Regions from separate parts of the Homo sapiens genome. Here region 1 is linked to region 2. Evidence: read pairs that join two places in POLR2A ChIA-PET (ENCODE). Cell type or tissue: CD4-positive, alpha-beta T cell. All regions are shown on one strand. Links, peaks and the distances in the headings refer to the core of each region. The heading gives the core; the rest is flanking DNA.

Region 1 (6,154 bases), core at 820-5,819, 120 kb before region 2:
GTCCTGAATTTAACAAACCTAATTATCAAGGCTTAATTAGTACCAAGGGTACAGCTTCATGGAACACCTGCAGACTTAATTTATGTCCTGACAGAGAGGAACAAGTGTTAATGGGCTGTATTTATGTTAATACCTGAACCTTAGGAGCCAGTGGAACAAAACAGACCACGCGCTAGTTTTCCAAGCTACAACACAAATATAAAAGATTTTCGTCTTAATGCTGCTTTGCACACAATTCTTCAGGGATCACAGAGATCTCCTTAAACTTTTAAAACTAAAAAGTGGAATATGAAGAAGTAGAGCCGTTCTGGGTATCTGTAAAAGTCTTACAAGATCAACTCACCAACTAGTCATCATATCTTTTATTTAAAATTGACAATGGCGGATGTGGCCAATGTTCCCGTTGTTCAGGATGAGTGTTTCTCAGGACGCTGAAATATAAACCCACTGTTTCCACAGATGCTGTAATATTAAAATAATAACTAACATTTATGGAGAACTCACTGTGTATCAGTCATTGTATTAAGCTCTTCGTACACATTTTCCAGTTACAGATAAAGGAAAGTGACATACGGGGTAAATAAACAGGCCAGGTTTCTAGGAAGTTCAAAGATTTGGAGTTAGGTTTCCGGAACAAATCCTTTTAACCAATGAGCTAAACTCCCTCTAATATGCAGATAGTAAGAATAAGAAAAATATAAAACATATATATATGAACACATTTATAAAAGAACTCTCAGCAAACTAGAAATAAATTCAAACTCCTTAATCTAATGAAGTATAGGTACAGAAAACATACAACTAGCATCACATATAATAGAGAAGTCCTGAATAAAGCAATGATGTCTGTCTCAAAACCTCTGTTCAACACTGTCCTACAGGCTATAGCCAGTGCATTAAAACAAGAAAAAGAAACAAAAGCCATAAAAATTGGAGAAGAAGTAAAACTATATTCAGAGATGTAGAGAATTCTACAGAATCTATTTAACAAAAAGGAAAAGGTGAATAAATAAATTTTAAGATCACAGGATATGAGAGCAGTTTGCTAGAATCAACTGTATTTCTATATATTAGAAACAAACAGTTGGAAAAAAGAAATTTTATAATGCCATTTACAATAGCATAAAAAAATCAAATGTGTAAGAGTTAATTTAACAAAAAAGTATAAGACCTCCACATTCAAAATCATCAAATATCACTGAAATGTTTATAAATAAAGAAGCCTTAAATAAATGGAGAGATGCATGCTCATGGATGGTAACGCTTAACACTTTCAGGATTTTGATCCTCCTCAAATTGATCAAGAGATTCAATACCAAAGCAAATAAACTCCCAGCAAGGCTTTTTAAAAGAAATGGAGAAGCTGATCAGGAAATATATATGTAAAAGGAAAGTATCTAAACTAACCCAAACAATCTTGAAATAAAGAACAAAGTTTGAATCCTTATTATTACCTAGCTTCCAGGCAATCGAGCAGTAAGTATAAGAAAAAAAATTAGATCAATGGAGTACAACAGTCTAGAAATACACCCACACATATATAGTCAACTGATTTTTGACAAAGATGCCAAGGAAATTGAATAGCGCGAGGATTAGTCTTTGAACAAATAGTGCTAGAACAATTGGAGAGTCTTATGGAGAGAAAAATAAACCTCTACCATTACCTCACACCATATACAAAAATTAATTTGAGATGGAACATAGATCTGAATGTAAAGATTGAAGTTATGGAGTGTCTAGAAGAAAACATAGGAAAATATTTTTGTGACCTGGTGATTGGTAAAGGTTCTTAGAACAAGAAAGCACTACACAAATGAAAAAGATAAATTGGACACTATCAGTATTTATAACTTCTGCTTTTCAAAAGACACCATTAAGGAATAAATAGACAAGACAAAGGAGAAAATTCACAGTACATATGAAAAAAAAAGAATGTATCCAAAATATATATAGAATTCCTATAATTCAATATTAAAAAGACTATCTAATTTTTAGAAAATGGCCAATACATAAACAAGCAGTTCACAGAAAGAAAATATATGAACGGCCAATGAGTTCATAAAAAGAGGCATTAGTCACTAGGAAAATGCAAAATAAAACTAGCAAGAGATAGCGTTTCTCACCCACAAAAAGGCTATAATTAAAAAGACTGAAATTACAAAGTGCTGATGAGGATGTGAAGCAACATAAACTCTTACACACTTCTAGCGGGGGGTTAAAATGATACAATTACTTTAGACAACTGTTTGGCAGCATTCTTACAAGTTAAACACTAAGAGTCAATAATTTCACACCTAGGTATTTATCAAAAATACATAAAAACATAAGGGCATAAAAACATGTATACAGGATTTATGAATATTCGTGGTAGCTTTATTCATAATAGCCAACAAATATAAACAACCCAATGCTCATCAACAGGTGCACAGATAAGCGAATTGTGGTGTATTTTCACCACAGGATACTATCCAGCATTGAAAAAGAGAACCCCTAATACACCCATCAACATGGATGAATCACAAAAACATTATGTGAATCATTAAGCAGAAGACGACACATACAAAGCAGTAGGTATGATTTCTATTAAATGAAGTTCTAGAACAGGTAAAACAAAGTTACAATGATTGAAACAAGAATGCTTGTTTCTGGGAATAAAAGGATTTATTGGAAAGGAGAATGAGATACTTACCGACGTGATGGGAATGTTCTTGTTTTTGTTTTTTTGGTTTTTTTTTTTTTTTTTTTTTTTTTTAAAGACAGTCTCACTGTCACCCAGGCTAGAGTGCAGCAGTGCCATCTTGGCTCACTGCAACCTCTGCCTCCCAGGCGATACTCAAGCCTCAGCCACCAGAGTAGCTACGGTTACAGGCATATGTCACAATGGCCAGCTATTTTTTTCTTTTTTTTTTTCTTTTTTTTGTATTTTTAGTGGAGGCGGGGTTTCACCCTGTTGCCCAGACTGATCTCAAACTCCTGGCCTCAAGTGGTCCACCCTCCTCAGCCTCCCAACATGCTGCGATTACAAGCATGATCCACTGAACCTGGCCCTGGAATGTTCTATATCTTAACTGGGGTGGTGGATCCATGATTATGTACACGTATACATTTTTCAAAATCCAGAGAACTGTATATTTAAAATATGCTAATTTTATAGAACATAAATTATGTAAATTATGTCTCAATAATATATGTATATGTATGCATATACATTTTCTCTCTCTCTCACACACACACACACTTCTGTGAAGAGAATTATTCCACAGGCCCAATTTTATATTAGTAAAACAGACCTTACTTTTGAGTGCTACAATCCAATCGACAAAAATGCTTGAAAAGGTTAAGATTATTTATGAAAATGTTTACTAATTACTATCTGAGTACATCAAGCTTTGTGGAAAGAGAGTAGGCTTCAGTGTCATATGTCCCAGGTCATTATGATGCGTTTGCTTCTCATTAGCTATGTGACCTTATGCAAGTTAATGATCAGCCTCAGACGGTTTTTGACGGAAGGGGTAGGGGAAGCAACGCTGGCCTCACAAGTTTGCGGTGTGGCTTCAGTGTGCTAACGGATGTAGAATACACGATTCAGGGCCCCAGGTTTTGTTATTACCATCAGTGGTCCCAGCCCGTTTTTGATAACTTTGTAAACACCAAGTGGTTTTGGGAAGCCAGTCATTCTACAATCCTTTTCCCAAATTTTTGTCTCTGAAAATGACTAAGCAAATTTACAAAAACAATTGGAAACAACTTGGTGACTTTTTTTTTTTTTCAAATGGGTAAGTGCATTCCGGATATAATTATGTTTAAAACATGATTCAGCACACTTTATTTCTTCTGAAGTATTTCTATTTCCTTCTTTTATAAAACCTACTATTTCTATCTTATTTTTAAAGATCAATTGCCTGCATGTTTTCAGAGCCCTTTCAGAAATATCTTTGGTTATTACTCATCTGTGAAAAGGAAATTTAAACAAAGTTTGAGAACTGTTCATTTCTCAAAAAAGACAGTGGAATTGAGTATCTGTTTCCTGGGATGTTAAGTCAGCGTCAAGACCAAATTCATGAGATTGTTTTCCAAAGAGAAGACAGGAGTAATACGAAAGAATGACTGAGGTTTCATGAACTGTATCAGCTTCCTGGCATGAGAGCACTCGACTTTATATAGTCGGATACTGTGAGTCAGTTGACATTGTTCTTAAGAAAACTTGTTTTTGTTAGCATCTCAGAATTTGCCAGAGCCATATTACATTTAAGTCTTGCGTTCCTCAATCAATTTGACCAATGAACTTTTTGAAGATCAATGGGCAAGATAATAGTAGTAGAAGGAAAACACCAATGATAGTTATTTCTCATTTGGGGTCAGCATTGCCAAGCTGCTCAGGGTTTCCATGGCATCATTTCCAAACCCTCCTATTAAATTCTAAAGGAGAATAGATCTTTGCCTGTGGACAGTGTAAATTTGACAACAAATACAGGGTTGATAGACTGGTGGAATAGAAAAACACAAGAAGCTACGGGATGGAAGCTAGGCCATCGTCACCACTGCCATGGGGCAGAACAGAAAGAAGCATGATGTTTTGACCCCACAGAGGAGACAACACTCAAATCCTCTTCAGTGAACGGCTGTGTTTCTAGGGTACTGGGAATGAGAAAGGAAGATGTTGTATGCACAGAAACTTAAGTTATTTTCTTAATGCATAATTAAGAAAAGAAAAGAAACCCACAGAAAAGTGAGGCAAACCCACTGATAAACAGGCAGGTTCTATTTCTGTTAACTGGGTAAGCCCAGATTCTTTAAAAGTGATTTTAAAGCCGTTGATGCTATCAACTTTGAAATGTGGTTTGAAAAAGCGGATATTACACTTTAGCATATGCCTAATAACTGCCCTCACCATGGAAACATTGAAGGCAGAAACCATTGTGTTTGTTTTCCTAATCGTACTACCAAGATAAGACATAGAGTTCTCGTAAACCGGTGCCCGGCGGCATGATGGGATCTCCAGCTTCTGTACACCTAGTTGTGGAGGTGGATCCTGGGTGGATCCATTGGAACTATCGTAATAAGAATTAGTCCCGTCATCAGATAATTTCTGATTGAAAATTCCGAGAACTGAGTTATGCACAGTGCTCAGTTAGTCACTGTTTTTCTCATAATAGCCGCATTGTGGAAAACTGAAGCCGGTCTTGGGGTCTCAAGGTCAACTTCATATGATAAACATCTTCAAGGCATGATTTTAGTCCCGTCTTCTTTCCCAATCTTGTTTAATTGCAACGTGGCCTTCCATGCTATTCTCTCTATTGTTTCCACAGCCTCTCTCCACCTTGAGACACACACAAGCAGGCTGGGTAGGTATAAGTACCACCTTGCTCCCTCGACACATTAATCAATTTGTTTCATGGAATAAAAAAGAAGACAACCATCTCCAGTTGAAAATTAGAATCAGGCTGGATTACAGCTGCAGCAATGAACTAGGTAGAGCAGAAAGCCAAACTCAAGCCTGTGTTTCCAACCAGTAGAGAGGCTGACTACAAACAATAATTTAGACAAAAAATAGTCTAGGACTTTATGATCTACATGCTTAAGCATCACTGAACATTACTAACTTTGAAGTTCAATATTATACTTGGAGGTGTATCCTTTGCTGTGCTGGAGAGAAGCAAAGAACCAGGCTTGAGTCTAAAATATTCCCATTAACCCAATAACACAACAATTAGATGTGTGTGTATGTGTTGTATAACTCTTTAAAACTAAACGATCAAGGCTAACTATGGAAATAAAAGTGAACATTAACAATTGCCACAGTACACTTGCCTGTAGCTCCAGCTATTCAGGAGGCTGAGGTGGGAGGATTGCTTGAGCCCAGGAGGTCAAGGCTGCAGTGAGCCATGACTACACTATTGCACTCCTTCCTGGGCAAGAAAGCAAGACCCTGTCTCAAAATATAATAATAATAATAATAATAATAATAATAAAAGCCTCAATAAAAGACATTACTCTATGGTAATCAGGGATACCTGGTACTCAAATACATCACAGACACAATATCTGCTCAGCTGGTAACAAATCTGTCAAGGAAAATATTGCATATCAACTCAAAAGATGCATCTAGAAAATCTTGTGTTCTAGCTTGCTAGAAAACAAAAGATACTGTGTG
Region 2 (6,154 bases), core at 824-5,823:
AGTTCAGGCGATTCTCTTGCTTCAGGTAGGATTAGAGGCATGAGCCACCAAGCCCGGCCCAATATTCATGTCTTTGTAAAACACTGAATAACTTTTGGATAAAGTGGGGGTGGGGGATAGATAAACATGTTTTAAATAGGAAGCACACAAAAGCAACAGGTATTAACCCATCGCCCATTAAAGGGTCATAATGTCTATACCTAGTAATGCCAGCTGATAAAAGAAAAGCAGTTCTTGAAATGAATGCAGCCTCCTTCCTGGTGAGGATGGTAGAGGGTGGGCTAGAGGTGGGAGGGGGTAGTAAGACTGACGGAATACCAGTGGTGGATAGCAAGGTGGGGTGCAGATTTCTGAGATCTCAAACACAGCTCCCCTTTCCTGTCCTTCCAACTTTTTAGAAATTGAGGTGCAGAATTTCCAAAATAGCTCTATTTATAGCTGAGTGCCCAGTTCCAGGCAGACATTAAAGAATTCCCACCCACATAGGCTTTGGAACAAGCCAGGGGTCACAACACACCCCATCAACACTTCAGTTGTGGTGAATGTGTCATCATTTCCCTGTCTTGATTTACCTGTCAGAAACAACAGCATTTGTTTGGCTCTAGAAAGCTACCTGGTAATTAGGAGGCTTCTGTTTTGAGGTTGCAGCTGCAAAACAATCTTCCAAATGTGGAGAGGTGGCAGAGGAGTCACGGCACTCCTTCGGCCACACCAGTCTGCAGGCTGGCCCCAAGGTGACAGTCCAAGTCATCCTGCACACTTCTGCTGCTGCTCTCTGAACCCATGCTCCCCAAGGCAGCCAGACAGATCTTTAAAAAACATCACTGCCCTGCTTAATGCCCTTCAGTGGCTTCCTTTCTTCTTTTACAGTGAAATCCTAGCTGGTATCCACCACGATCCCCTATCCCATCCTATGCTAGCCATACGGGCCCCTTTCTTGTTCTAGCTAACAAAGAGGCTGAGCTCCTTTCTGCCTCAGGGACCCTGCACTTCCGTTCACCTTGCCTAGACTGTTCTCCCCCATGCAGCGCTTGCACTGTTTTTGATTCTTAAGTTCAAACATCACCTCCTTAAAATGGTCTTCCCTGTCTTTCCTCCTCCCCCGAAGTTGCTTCCACAAGGACCAGTTTAATTTCTTTAACTCCCTCATCACAGTTTCTATTTATCTTGTATATTTACTTGCTTACTTGCCTATTGTCTTCTTCCCCCGCATCACGGAAGTCCTGTTAAGTCAGAGGCCTTTTTGTTTTTGACTTGTTTATCATTTTATTTCAGCACTCAGCTCTGCAAGACATCCAAAGGATGACATGAATTAATTAATTAACCAGTGAATGAATGAATTAATCAACCAGTGAATGAATAAACCAGTCAATTCATGAGTGAGTGAATGTACCCTTAAGCTTCTTGAGTCGGGGAAGACAAGAACTTTATGGATCTCCCTCTCCTGACCCCCAGCTTCCAGAGATGTTAAGAATGGTATGGGTGTTTTTTCTTGGAAGGAGAAGAGAAAACCAGGTGAGGGCTGGAGAGGAGGGGATGCAGGTGACCATAGCATTACCCCAAGTTGTGTAGGACCCCAGGGGCTCACAGGGACCTGAAGTACGAGAACCATGGCCACACCATTAATTTATTTCAACACTTGAGAAAAAGTATCCATATGGCTTCTACTGGGTACTGCCATTGACTATGTTCCAGAGATGTTGACACAGAAGACACAACACTAAACAAGAAAGGGCTTGGTCTGGTAGCTTTTCATTATTGATTTGTGGCTGCAATTCAGAGCTTCTGTTTTAATCTATAGCAGGAAGAGTAGAGGTGGCAGAAAGTGTTACATCCACCCAGTCCCAAAGGCCCTTCTCCTTCCCCTTTCCTTCCTTGGGGCCAGAGAGGGTACAGAATGAGAGCCTCAGTCTAGATCCCACCTCTGCCACCAACGTGCTGCCTAGGACAAGAATGTCTCTCACATCCTGGTTAGGAGAACAAGCTTCTGAACCAGATGGGCTGTGGTGATCCCAGTCGCATCACTGATCAGCAGTGTGAACTGGGGCCCTCTGCTACGATTCCCTGAGCTTCAATTTCCTACTTAAAATGAAGTGGGTAATATACTCTATTCATAGACTTGTGAGGGTTAAACAATCTGTACAAAGAGCTGAGCACAATGCCTTGGACAGAGTGAGCAACTAATAATGTCAGCAATCCTCTGCAGTGGCAGAAACACTCTTTTCTGAGCCTTAATACCCCACTTTAAAAAAGAAGAAAGGGGGGCCGGACACGGTGGCTCTTACCTGTAATGTCAAGCTGAGGTGGAAGGATTTCTTGAGCTCAAGAGTTCAAGACCAGTCTGGGCAACACAGCAAAACTGCCTCTCTACTAAAAATAAATAAAAGTTAGCCAGGTGTGGTGGCATGCACCTGTAGTCCCAGCTACTCAGGAGGCTGAGATGGGAGGATCCCTTGAGCCAGGGAGGCAGATGTTGTACTGAGCCAAGATCATGCCACTGCACTCCAGCCTGGGAAACAAAGACCCTGTCTCAAAAACAAACAACAAAAAAGACAAGTTGGAGTCACATTTATGTTTTCCAACACTGAGATATGTAGAAGAGAGAATTTTAGGCGATAGAGTGATCTCTATGAATCCCTTCCGGCTATAACATTCCACAAGTAGATTAAGCTCATTGGTTTTATTCAGACTGGTCATCCCCTGAAATAGATGGAGATCAGAAGCAGCATTTGGAGTGAATCAAACAGATTATTGCCAAGGGGTGAACAAGGGGCGACATCCTATCCCTATCCAGCACCACCTTATGGGAAAATGAACACTGCTGGGTCAATGTGGGTGTTTCTTCTAGGAGGAGACGCCGGGGCTTTACGAGCTGGCGAACACAGTTCCCTTTCCATGAAAAGGACAGAAATGGCTCAGGGTTGGGGACGGCGGTGTGCTCTTTGGTTTGAGTTTTTCAAGAGAAGTCTTCCTTCAGGCCAATCTGCAAACCTTCCCTTGAACTCAAACAGGAGGTGAGTAGATGGTAAGTGATGTTCCCATTTCACATACTGAGAAAACACAGCAGAGAAGCTGTAAGATAAAATGACTCTGAGACCACACCTTGAATTTCATACCTTGAATTTCTATTGCGTCGCTCTTCTGAGAAGCTTGGAACACTCACCCAAATTGTGAAATGACTTGGCCCCGTCCTCACAGTCATACTGAGACCAGGATTACAGCCTGAACATGTGACATCCCAGTCAACAACACATGCATCAATCATACTGAGGTCCGACATTATGTCAATACCGGCATATTTATTAGTTTGTGGTCTTGCTGTCACCTCGTTCCTTTACCAAGTGGTAAATCAGTTACGTGAAACCTGCCTTCCACCCAAGCGTGGACTGCTGGCGGCGTATCAGTGGTTACCAATCACCAGAGTATTGCCAAGAGCTCCACAAAGGAGACACAGGGGATGGGAGGTTATTCAAGAAATAGGCTGCCTGGTATGGCTAGGAAATCAGGCACACCCTGATTTAACTATAAAGCTAACTGTGTGACTTGGGGTGGGGATCATCACCAGTTTGAACTTCAGACTTCCCATCCTTGGGATAGGCAGCCATAGCTACAGTAAAGATAAAATGTAAATGTCTTTTTTTTTTTTTTTTTTTTCAGATGGAGTCTCACTCTGTCACCCAGGCTGGAGTGCAGTGATGCGATCTTGGCTCACTACAACTTCCACCTCCTGGGTTCAAGCGATTCTCCTACCTTAGCATTCTGAGCAGTTGGAACTACAGGTATGTGCCACCACACCCAGCTCATTTTTATATTTTTTGTACAGACAGGGTTTCACCATGCTGGCCGGGATGCTCTTGATCTCTTGACCTCATGATCTGCCTGCCCCGGCCTCCCAAAGTGCTGGGATTACAGGCGTGAGCCACCAGGCCCAGTCGAAATGTGAGTTTCTATGCAAAGTGCCTATCCTAGTATCTGGCACATAATAGGTACTTATAAAATGATTACCTTTTTAGGTAAAGGCTTGGAACTCTGTGCTGGGGAGTCTGCCCTGAGGTCTTTTTTGACTATTGCAAAAATTAGCTTTCTCAGCACCCTGTACATGTCTCTGTGTTAATGCTTATTATACCACGCTGGGACTGTCAGTGTAAACAGCTGACCACTCAGTAGGACCAGGGGCCTCTTAGCAGCAGGCACGGTGTCTTTCTACGTCTGTATTTGCAATGTCTACTCTGTGCTTTCCAATACGACAGCCACTAGACACATCAGCTACTTAAATTATTTAAATTACAAAAAATTAAACTAAAAGTCCAGCCCCTGGTCATACTAGTCACGTTTCAAGTGCTCAGTAGCTACATGGGGCCACTGTCCTGGACAACATCATCAGAAAGTCCTCCCTTTCTTTGTACAAATTCCTGTTGGATGGCATTGACACCTGAGAGGCACAGAGGAAATGTCACTGTCTTCTAAGTAGGAAGGAAGAGATGGGAAAAAAAATACAGCCTCTGAAATACAGCCATTGAAATACAGCCATTGAACAATGGCATGTTGGACCCTAGAAACCAAGAAACAATGATTCTGAAAAAATAATCACTGAAACTTTTCTGACCTAAACTTCATTCCCAATTTTCCTCATTTTCATCACATTTATCCTAAAATGTCATGCAAAATCTGAAAACACATATACTCTGTAAAAACGAGATGCCATGAGTGGTATGGTTTGGCTGTGTCCCCACCCAAATCTCATCTCGAATTGTAATACAAGCTGTAATCCCCACATGTTAGGGGAGAGACCTGGTAGGAGGTGACTGGATGATGGGGGTGGTTCCCCCATTCTATTCTTGACATAGCGAGTTCTTACGCGATCTGATGGTTTTATATGTGGTGGTTTCCTCCCTCCCTCTTTCTCTCTCCCTCCCTGCCCCTCTTGCCTGCCGCCATGTAAGGTGCACTAGCTTCCTTTCCACCATGATCGTAAGTTTTCTGAGGCTTCCCCGACCATGCAGAATTGTGAGTCAATTAAACCTCTTTTCTTTATAAATTTCCCAATCTCGGGCAGTTTTTTATAGCAGTGTGAGACCAGACTAATAAAGTGAGCTAAACATCCATCCTCACTCCAAATCTGTTCATTCCATAAAGGTAAGTATGGCACACACTGCTGCTGCTAAACAGGTCATCATGTCAAGGTTTCCTAAACACTTTTCCAGGTGCTATTTATGTATCGTCATATTTAATTCTCATAATAACCACTGGAATCCCCATTTTACAGATGAGAAAACTGACGAACAGTAGGTATGAGTTGACCCAGGTCACACAGTAAGCAAGTGTCACAGAGGCAGGACTCCAGGCAGAGGGGCTTCGCACGAGATGCCAAGGTCCTATCCCAGCCACTGTGCTTACTGCCCAGTAAGAGCCAAACCATCCCAACCACCGAGCCAAGCCAATGTAGCCTGTGCTGCTGTTGTTCACCCACAATCCTTAGACACAAAAGTTGTTTCTAGAGAAAGACTGGAAAACATCCTTCTGAGATGAATGCAGAATCATTTTTTTAGCCCAAGCCATGCATTCCCTTCTCTCCCTTTTACTTCCCAGTATCTTCTAAGTTTGGAAGTTGGAATAAGGTTTTCTGAACTAGCCATGGTGTTATACTCCTATAGGTTTAAGACCATCTTTGGAACACATAGCTGTGTCCTGCAGAGAAAAATAAATAAATGAGAAACCTAGTAAGTGTCAGTCATCACAGGGTCTTACGTTTAGAGTAGTGATGGCCACTGACTGACCTTGTCTTTGAAGGATTCAAGCTCTTACAGGGGCTCATGATATACTGTTTACCAACATCCAATAAGACAGGGTTAAAACGGAGGATCACATTCACTCATAGATTCAGTCGAAAGTAGTGGGCCAAAAGCCACTGCTCCATTGGCTAAAGGAAAAATAAAGTCACTAGCAATGATGCTAATGATTATTATAATAATACCCACCATTGAATGAACACCTGTCCCCTATGTGAACCATTGCTCGCACCATATTACTAAGGCTCCTGTCCCATCTATAAGAAAGACATTTTCATCCTCATTGGAGCAGGGTGAAGTTGTGGGGAGAGGTGGGGGAGTGAAACACCATGCCCTCCAAGGTTGTAGACGGGATGAGCAGTTTC

Evidence for each region. Peaks named below come from ENCODE experiments on the same cell type or tissue, not always from the same donor. Only the 100,000 strongest peaks of a DNase experiment are listed, where the experiment ranks them.
Region 1: POLR2A ChIA-PET joins it to region 2 with 5 read pairs; 4 of 35 experiments call an interaction of 5 or more read pairs at or near these places.

Annotation. Positions count from the first base shown.
Region 1 is chr16:78,893,839-78,899,992 of GRCh38, reverse strand. All of the region lies in intron 8 of WWOX (WW domain containing oxidoreductase), which reads right to left. Among named protein-coding and RNA genes, the nearest start is that of WWOX-AS2, 400 kb to the right of the region's middle. In CD4-positive, alpha-beta T cell, for the core only: no CTCF peak of the experiment used is centred there; DNase peaks (open chromatin) are centred at 2,822, 3,502 and 4,922; H3K4me3 peaks cover 443 bases; H3K27ac peaks cover 3,282 bases.
Region 2 is chr16:78,775,545-78,781,698 of GRCh38, reverse strand. The region is part of intron 8 of WWOX (WW domain containing oxidoreductase); the gene reads right to left. Among named protein-coding and RNA genes, the nearest start is that of WWOX-AS2, 280 kb to the right of the region's middle. In CD4-positive, alpha-beta T cell, for the core only: no CTCF peak of the experiment used is centred there; no DNase peak of the experiment used is centred there.